Linked DNA regions of Homo sapiens: region 2 is linked to region 1. The links are chromatin contacts, found by Hi-C in ENCODE. All regions are on one chromosome and are shown on one strand. Each heading gives the region's core, a stretch centred on a gene start or an enhancer-like site at or near the end of the contact. The rest is flanking DNA. Distances are from core to core; before and after follow the strand shown. Region 1 overlaps DOCK2 (dedicator of cytokinesis 2). Region 2 overlaps LCP2 (lymphocyte cytosolic protein 2).

What was found. A loop is a pair of places that touch in the nucleus more often than their neighbours do. Pooled maps may share reads with other maps.
Region 2: a loop to region 1 is called in a pooled map, with 2.6 times the contacts of the local background. The contact joins two enhancer-like sites. A Hi-C loop is called at or near these places in 4 of 50 pooled maps.

What each region holds. Positions count from the first base shown.
Region 1 is chr5:169,645,204-169,649,902 of GRCh38, forward strand. All of the region lies in intron 1 of DOCK2 (dedicator of cytokinesis 2), which reads left to right. Among named protein-coding and RNA genes, the nearest start is that of DOCK2, 10 kb to the left of the region's middle. Within about 2 kb of position 2,533, at least 4 of the 41 ENCODE cell types and tissues checked have a DNase peak (open chromatin) inside an H3K27ac peak, as active enhancers do.
Region 2 is chr5:170,251,635-170,256,333 of GRCh38, forward strand. LCP2 (lymphocyte cytosolic protein 2) reads right to left here. Exons shown (of 21, transcript NM_005565.5): 18 at 1,485-1,579; 19 at 800-877. It also overlaps a transcript of C5orf58 not described here. Among named protein-coding and RNA genes, the nearest start is that of C5orf58, 21 kb to the left of the region's middle. Within about 2 kb of position 2,622, at least 4 of the 41 ENCODE cell types and tissues checked have a DNase peak (open chromatin) inside an H3K27ac peak, as active enhancers do.

The DNA of each region.
Region 1 (4,699 bases), core at 1,283-3,782:
TTGAGGAATTGTTTTCCACAATAGTTGAACTAATTTACATTCCCACCAACAGTGTAAAAGTATTCTTATTTCTCCACAGCCTCACCAGCATCTATAGTTTCTTGACTTTTTAGTAATCGCCATTCTGACTGGCATGAGATGGTATCTCATTGTGCATTTCTCAGATGATCAGTGGTGTTGAGCGTTTTTTCATGTTTGTTGGCCACATAAATGTCTTCTTTCTAGAAGTGTCTGTTTATATCCTTTGTCCACATTTTGATGGGGTTGTTTGTTTCTTGTAAATTTGTTTAAGTTTCTTATAGATTCTGGATATTAGCCCTTTGTCAGATGAGTAGATTGCAAAAATTTTCTCCCATTCTGTAGGTTGCCTGTTCACTTTGATGATAGTTTCTTTTGCTGTGCAGAAACTCTTCAGTTTAATTAGATCCCATTTGTTAATTTTGGTTTTTGCTGCAATTGCTTTTGGTGTTTTTGTCATGAAGTCTTTGCCCATGCATATGTCCTGATTGGTATTGCCTAGGTTTTCTTCTAGGGTTTTAAATTTTTATTTATTTATTTTTTTGAGACAGAGTCTCACTCTGTCTCCCTGGCTGGAGTGCAGCGGAGCAATCTCGGCTCACTGCAAGCTCCACCTCCTGGGTTCACGCCATTCTCCTGCCTCAGCCTCCCGAGTAGCTGGGACTACACAGGAGCCCACCACCACGCCCGGCTAATTTTTTGTATTTTTAGTAGAGACGGGGTTTCACCGTGTTAGCCAGGAAGGTCTCGATCTCCTGACCTCATGATCCGCCCATCTCAGCCTCCCAAAGTGCTGGGATTACAGGCATGAGCCACCACGCCCAGCCTCTTCTAGGGTTTTTATGGTTTGGGATTTTACATTTAAGTTTGTAATCCATCTTGAGTTAATTTTCGTGTAAGATATAAGGAAGGGGTCCAGTTTCAGTTTTCCACATATGGCTGGCCAGTTTTCCCAGCACCATTTATTAAATAGGAGATCCTTATTCCATTGCTTCTTTTTGTCAGGTTTGTCGAAGATCAGGTGGTTGTAGATGCGTGGTGTTATTTCTGAGGTCTCTGTTCTGTTCCATTGGTCTATATATCTGTTTGAGTACCAGTCCCATAGCATGGTACATTTACAAAGCCCTTGTGTCATCATGTTTAGCCCTCACAGACACCCTAAGAAAAATAACTTCTGTCTTCATTTTGCAGGTGAGGAAACTGAGGCATAGATCTTTGAGGTCTCTCTGAAAATTCCCTCTATTTTATGGAAGTTGCCCCTTTTCACCTTGTCTTTTAGTTAGGTAACTGCATGTCATCTTCCCCACTAGCTGGTACATTGTTGGAGGGCAGAGCTGTATGGAGGGTTAACTTTGAGTCCATTCAGCATCACTGCAATAGCAGGAACGTGGTAGGTCAGAGAAACTAATCATTATTGTAGCATAGGTCCCATTGAGAATCCTGTGACCGCTAGAAACACACTTCTTCCCATTAAAATATGCACATGTGCAGTTCTGCATTGTAATGTCGCCAAAACTCATTCATGGAAGCCAGTTAAGGTCCCTGGCAAAATGTGCTTATTTTACTCTGTAACTATTTAGTAAACAAATACAATAGGTATAGCCAAAGCATTCTGCCTAAGGTTTGAATTCTTGAAGCCAGGAGCTTGTCAAGAGTCGGAAAACAATTCTTACAGTCTGTTCAGATCAATTAAGTTCAGTAAGCCTGTCCTGAGTGATGGTCCTTAGCTGGGTGTTTGGGCCCAGAGATGAATAAAACAGTTCGGGAAGCTTACAGTCCAGTCATAACCTCTCTTTCTGTATGAGGCAGCAGAGAGCACCATTATTAGTACTAATGTCCCCATTGGACAGGTTGGGGGCAGTGCCCCCTTTGCTTCATGTTACTAGAGCTGCCATCATCCCCTTCATACTTCCTTGCAGCCTCATGTTGAATGATCTGGGCACCTCTGTAGAATGCAAGCTCTATGATGGCAGGGCCATGTCTGTTGTTCTTCTTCAGCACAGAGCAGGTGCTCAGCGGCTGCTGATTGGATGGATGAAGAGGTGGATTCATAGGTGGATGGATAGTTGTTGATTAGATGGATGGGTGGGTAGATGGATGATAGATGGGTGAGTGGATGCATGGATGGGTGGGTGGGTAGATGAGTGGAGGGGGAGGAGGATGGGTAAAGGGTAAGAGTTGGAGGTTTTAAAATTTTCTGGTGGCCTTATAGGATTCAGATGGACTGAGTTGCCCCATCTTGCCTTTATCTTCCCACCTCATCCATTTCCCTGTCAGGAGGCGAGGTCCTGTGAGAGCACAGCACAGCAATAAATAGAGTACTCTTGAACTCGTCTCCAAACAGTGGACTCCTGCAGATGGTCACTCTACCAAGCTCACCAGTTCTCCCTGGGACTCCATTAAGATGGCCCTGCCATTCATCCCTCACACATCAAGCTGGTTTCCCCCCTCTCTTCCCTGCTGTCACACCCTCTCCCCACCTCCTTGGGGGCTCTCAGTCCAGTTCTTCCCCTTGCCAGTCTCTGCCCCTCCCTCTCCCTCCAGTCTCACTTCCTTAGTGGGGCCTCTTTTTCCCTCTGAGAGTCCACAGCTGCTGTGACTTGCAGTTTAGCCTTTCACTTCTGAAGACAGCTCTTTGTTTCTTGTGTGTTTATTTTGTCTCTTCGACTAGATTTCACAGAAGCTCAGGAGAGCAGGAGCCACCCCCTTTCACCCCACTTTTCTAGCTGCAGGATCCTGCAGAGTGCCAGACGCTCTCTGCATTTGGGGCTGGAGGGCTGATTTGATTGATTTCACCATAAACTCTCTTCCAACTCTGTAGTGTGTGTGTGCATGTGTGAGTGCAAGAGTGTGTGAGAATGTGTGTGTGAATGTGCCTATAGGAGTACTAGAATGGAGAGAGTGAAATCCAGCATGATGTTTCAGAGCAGGGTTTATCAACCTTGTCACTATTGACATTGTGGGCCAGGAAAATCTTTGTTATGGGGCTGTCCTGTGCACTGTAGGATGTTTAGCAGCATCTCTGGCCTCTAGTCACTAGAGGCTAGTAGCACTGACACCCCCGACTCCCCTCCCCCAGGTTGGGACAAGAAAAATGTCTCCAGACATCAACAAATGTCTCTTCTAGTGGGGCAAATTCGCTCCCAGTTGAGATCACTGTTTGAGAGAATTCACTGGAATCCTAACTTTCGTCTTGTCGGCTGGGCATGTCACTGGCTCGCTAAAAACTGTGCGCTACAATATGCAGCCCATAAGGTTGTTATCATGATCCAGCAAGAGGCCTAAAGCACCTGGCACAGTGCTGGGACCAAATGCATCTCCACTCGTGAGAGGCGATGTGAGTGTGGTGCATGGCTGAGAGAGTGTGCTCCGGAGCCAGCCTGTCTGGGGTGAAATCCTCACTTGGCCCCTTCTTTGCTGTGTTCACCCCAGGATGTTTACTTGATCTTGCACTACCTCAGTTTCCTCATCTGTAAAACAGAGACGATAATAATCACACCCACCCCAAGAACTGCAGATTCACGATGAAATGGGTGGCTGTGCGTAAAGCCCTTGGAATAGTGTCTGGTATGCAGGAAGTGTTTGGCAGAGGTTAGCTGTTCTTCTGCTCTCTGCTCTCTCCTGGTGGGTGGAGGAACACCTCCTCCTTCTAGGTTCCCTCTGGCTGTAATTCTTCTGCCTCATTTGCTGCTGACTAGCGCCCGCCCGGGTTTGAGCTCTGGGGTGGCTGCCAGAGGCTTCTGCTGGGTCATCGCAGTCACCCTCGTGGATGCAATGTCAGGATGCTGCCTCAGTGCGGAGGCTGTCAACACCTGTCCAGAGACTTCAGGCACACTGCTTACGCATTTCGATGAGCGCATTTCACTTGAATCCACCAAAGTGGACCTGCTGCTAGTTCTATTTCCCCCTGGAGTGGAGACTCTCCAAAGTGAGCTTCGGGCAATTACATTCTTTCTCCATTATTGCTTTTGTTCCTCTTACACAGCCACTTGTCCAAACTCTATTAACACTTGGTGTTGGCTGAAGCTTGTGTTTTCAAACATGTCAGCAGATGGCAGGGCCCCAGATGAGGTACGAATCCATCTTGAAGGGTCACAGGGCACTCGATGGCTGCAATCAAAATTGGCAGCCAAGACGTGTCTTTTGAAGCAATCTTGATAAATGCAAGAAAGAATATAGCCAGAAGAAGGGACATAGCTGCCCTTCATGTTCATTCACATCCCTTCCGTCCAATGAGCATTTCTTAAAAGTTCAATAAACATTGATTGCACTTCTACTGTGGGCCAGGCGCTAGGAATTCAGTGGTCAACAAGATAGGCTCAGTCTCCATCCTTACTGAGGCTGGATGTAACGAGGATATAAACAAGCCCAGTGTATGTGTAATAGAGTGTGATGCCTGGTGAGGAAGCAGGGACTCTGGACTCCACTCTAGGTTTGAATCCGCTTTCTGCCACTTTCTGTGTGGCTATGAGCAAGTTCCTTAACATCTCTTTGAGTTTCTTGTATGTTACAGGAAGAGTAATAACTTGAGGTTACTATGAAGATTAAATGGGCTGATACAAGTAAAGTGCTAGGGATTTTTTTTTCTTTCTTTTTTTTTTTGCCGGCGTCTTGCTCTGTCACCCGGGCTGGAGTGCAGTGGTGTAATCTCGGCTGACTGCAACCTCTGCCTCCCAGGTTC
Region 2 (4,699 bases), core at 1,372-3,871, 610 kb after region 1:
CTTTTATTGCAAGTTAATTGAGCCTGTCAGAACATCTCTGCTAAACAAACATACTTCTGGACCAGTGATTCACAGTCTTGGCTTCAAATTAGAATTACCTGGGAAGTTTGAAGACTCCCAGAGCTGACACAGCACCCCCAGAATAATTAGAATCTCAAGGTGAGACCCAGGAATCGGGATTTTTCAAAAGTTCTCCGGGTGATCTAAATGTGCAACTACTACTGAGAACTACTGGTGTGGAGTTTAAGTGTGAAAGATGAAAGATTTTTGCTTTCCCATTTCTGATAAATAAATCTAAGGTAAAGTTTCGGCACTGGCTACGGGAAATATGTTTAAGACTTTATGATATTAAAGGACTAGCTAGAAACGTCTAGGGCAAAAAGCAAAAAGTTGCTGCCATCTCTTTAATATTGGTCCTTTCACATCAACATGGATGGCACGTCTGTGTTAAGAGGAAGATAGAACTGGTACGATGTTGGAACTTTGAAAGAGAGTCTCCTTCTGACACCATGTGATTCCTATGACAAGACAGACTCTTTCATTAATAAAATCTCCTAAGATGCTGCCAACCAAATGACTGCCTTGAGATTCTTCTGCCAGCCTAATGATTCCCGAGCCTAGGAATCCCTGCTATGGGTGCTGGTAGTTGTGAAGCTGGCACTAATGGGTCTCCTAGGTATTACAGAAAGCAACAGCACCTAGCAGAATTCCTAGCCTGTAATTGGTACTCAGGACAGGTCAGTTCCCTTCTCTGCCATTAATATTTACAACTATGTTAAAATAAACTATAGCACAATACCTGGTTTATCTTTCTAAGAGCAGCTTCTGCCTCTGGTCGGGTAATATAAGAAACGTACCACTCTTCATTTAATGAATTCTGAAAATGTAAATTTTTAGAAACTGAATAAATTTTACAGTTACAGATGTAAGTGAAAAGAAAAGCCTCTGAGTAATCATTTCCATAAATCAACACCTCAATTCCAGGAGGTCTGAAACATTTGTTTTCTTAATTTGCATTCAGAGTCATTTAGCTGGGGCTAAATAGAAGATATTTTGTGCGAACTGCTTTTTATCATGACACTGGTTGCAAAAATGCCTGTGAATAAGAGTTCCTTACAGTATGGAACCTCTTCAGGAAAGATACAGATACAATAATTTCTTCAGTTTAGCATAATAACCTGCTTGATTAAAAAAATGGGTTATTGAGCAGTTAAGTGACGAATCAAGGTCATAAACATAAAAAACAGGATTATTTTTCTTGCTGTTTAATGCAAAACACATGTTTGCCATTGAAAGCGTCTGAAAGAACGCCAAGGGAAAAGAACATATTGTTCATCTGGATCTTCTCCTTTAACTTTTTTTTCAAATAAATAAAATAAAACAAAGGGAAGATAAAAGTACAGAAGAACATTCAATGGGAGTTTCTGGTGATTCTTTTACCAGGGAAAAGGCAAACAAACAAAAATAAAAACATGCTCTCTTACCTCTTCCTCCGCGGGGGATGGGGGCCGAGGTTTGTTTGGAAGTGGCAAGGGGAAGTTTCTGCCTTCGGCTCTGATAGGTGGTCTGTTGCTAGGGCCTTCAAAAGTATAGAATTCTGACAGTTAATTTACTGTAAGCTATTGTTTGCTGCTATCAAAACACAAAACACATTCCCCCCACTCCCCCAAAAAAATACCCTTGCGATTGGTCCTATAGTTCGCATTTTAAGAAACAAGGGCTTCAAAAATAATTTTCATCTGTTTGAAACCATGGGGGCTGCTCAGGCATTATTCTGTAATCATGCCAGTAAAACTTTGAGAAGAGAACCTCAACTTTGAGTGATTTTTCTAAATGTGCATGTTACATAATATAAAGTGACTAGATCCCTTTATAAAAAAATTCGCAATTGTTTTAATGAATGTGAACGTCAAAATGAATGCTCAAGAGACAAATTTTTCATAGATTCTTATAATATCATCATAGGCAGAATGGATTCCCAACAGCTGATGTAGGGACAATGCAATGATGAAGATAATTATGTTCTTAATGTTTCCACAAAAAGAAATGTAAGTGACCCAAGAGAAGACAAAATTACCTTGAGAATATTGCTAGCTTTTAGAATCAAAGTTGGCTACCCGCTGTTCTAACTAAACAGGTAGACTGTTCAACTCACATAGAAGGCACTACAGATCAGGAAGTTTTTACTGGGCAACTATTAATTACCCAGTGCTTGTGCCTCATCTTCTCTAAAACTCTTTTTTCTCATTTACAGTTCCTTGAAACTTTAGGAGAATGTTTCCTAATCTCAGGAAAGGTTTAGTTGTGTTTATTGCAGTTGCCCAGGGTATTTTCTATGTGCCAGGCTGTGGTTAAAAACAGAAAAATTCTGTGAGTCAAATGTTCTCTTAATTATTTAACCATCATTCATTCATACCTTCAACAAATATTTATTCAGCACAACTCTGTCCAGATCTTGAGTAAGGTATCGTGTGTACATTTTTTTTAATCCTCACAGCAACATTACAAGGTAGGTATTGTCTTCATTTTGCATATGGGGAAATACAGGCTCAGAGGCTAAGCAAATCATGCGCTATCAGTGGCAAAGCCAAAACTTAAACCTGTGGTTACCAAATGCTACTGTGCATGAGTCAGAATCCCTGGGCGACTTGCGAGCACCTGGGGCTCAGAAATCTGCATGTTAGCAAGTACTTCCGGTGGTTCTACACCACGGATTGTCACTACGTCTACCTTGTTACACCACTGAGGAGAGGAGAGTCACCTGTAAGGGCTAAAGCCTCCTGAGCCGCATCATCAAGATTATTTATGATGGTCCTTCCCTGTTTTTAAACAAGTCTCCTGAGCCACATCAACAGGATTGTTTAAGATGCTCCTTCCCTGTTTCTAAACAAGCTGGCCCTGAGCTGCCAGTGCCTTCCTTCTCCAAGTTCCCAGTGCCTAGACAGATCTTCCCCATCCCCATTTTTTTTGCAGTCCAACACTTGCACTTTTATAATGCTTGTTGAATGAATGAAACCTAACAATACAGGAGAGTAACAGAACCAAGGCCCGCATTGCATGGCCATTCTACAGTTAAGAAATGATTCTCTTTCTGCCTCTGCACCTGCAGGCCAGCATCATAGAGTTCTAAGTTACAACAGAGAAGCACATACACTTTTTTATTGCAGTCACCTACCACCCTTAATATCTAGACTCTCAAGGGAGTCATGACAGGTTTTTGGGCAATGCACAGCACAAACTTTATCCTTCTGATGTTGGAACAACCAGTAGAACCAGTAGAGAAGACCGAGGACCAGGTGTCCTGGCAGTCTTAGGGGAAAAGAGATCAATTTGGATCAAGCTAATGTTCCAAAAATAATTAACTATTTGCATTAATAAGCCCCATCACAGACTCATAAAACTGGAGATCTGTGGAACTTGCTTTGGAAAATAATGCTGTGATGTGTCTGGGACTCAGATGGCTACAGAGGCAAGGAGGTAACACAAATGTGTGTTTGCAAAACACAGAGAATTTTGGGGATTGTGGAAAATTAGGGGTTGGGCGAGAAACTGTGAAAACCATGTGGTGAACGTGGACACCACCATAACCTCAAATGCTTAGAAAACATTGAAAACTTAGTGGGTGCCACTGGCGTCAGCAGTGGGATCTCGCCCCTCTATGGAATGATGCATCCAACTGAATACCCTAGATGTGTTCTTGGAAAAAATGTTGATTCTCAGGCTATCAACTCACATTTACTAACATAGTTTTCTACTGAACACACACTGGCCCGTGCACACACTGCATGTGGAACATGACTGCAAAAAAAGTGGCTTTTCTGTTGTCATTCTTCACAGCATTTTTTAAAAATTTAAGTCAACATTTAAAAATTAAATAATTTCACTTTTCTTGAGAAAAAAATTGGAAAATCTGGCAATGCTAAGCCAGTTTCCTGGAATGCTACTTACTAGAGTTGGGTAACTTTCCCTAGTCATTTGATGCTCATTCGACAAGCATTTTTAAAGTGCCTACCAAGTGCCTGTCACTTGCAAGTCTTTAAGGATAAAAAGCACAAATTAGTCCTGCCCCAGTGCCTTTCAAAGTGGTTCATGAACCAGCAGTCACAGCATCGCATGGAATATGTTAGAAATTCAGAAACTCAGGCCTCACCCCAGACCTCCTGAATTAGAATCTGCATGTTAACACAATTCCCAGGTGATCTATATGCACTTTCAAGTTGCAGAACACTCTAAGCGAATACTAATCATGGACGTCCAGAGGTGGTATTATTAAAAACACAGGTCCCTGACTTCACTCCGGACTTACTGAATCAGAATCTGTGACGTTAAGTTCTCTTAGTTTGTATTTTGAACATGCTCCCCAACTCACAACCATGGACAGATTGATCATGGAAATCTAAAACTGCAGAGAAAGGCAAACAGGATTCTGAGGATTCCGTAGGGAAACCGGAGCTGGAGGAATAGTTCTGCACAGGAAGATTGGGGATGAGGGCTGGCTTCCTGGTGAAGTGTGTGTAGGTGTGTCCATGTATGTATGTGTGTATGCATGTGCATGTGTGTGCATGTATTGTGTATGTGTATATATGTGTATACCTGTGTGCACATGTATATATGTGTACATGTGTATGCATGTGTGTGTGTGCATGTATATGTGCATGTGTGTATGGGCATGTATATGTATACGTGTGTGTGTATGTGT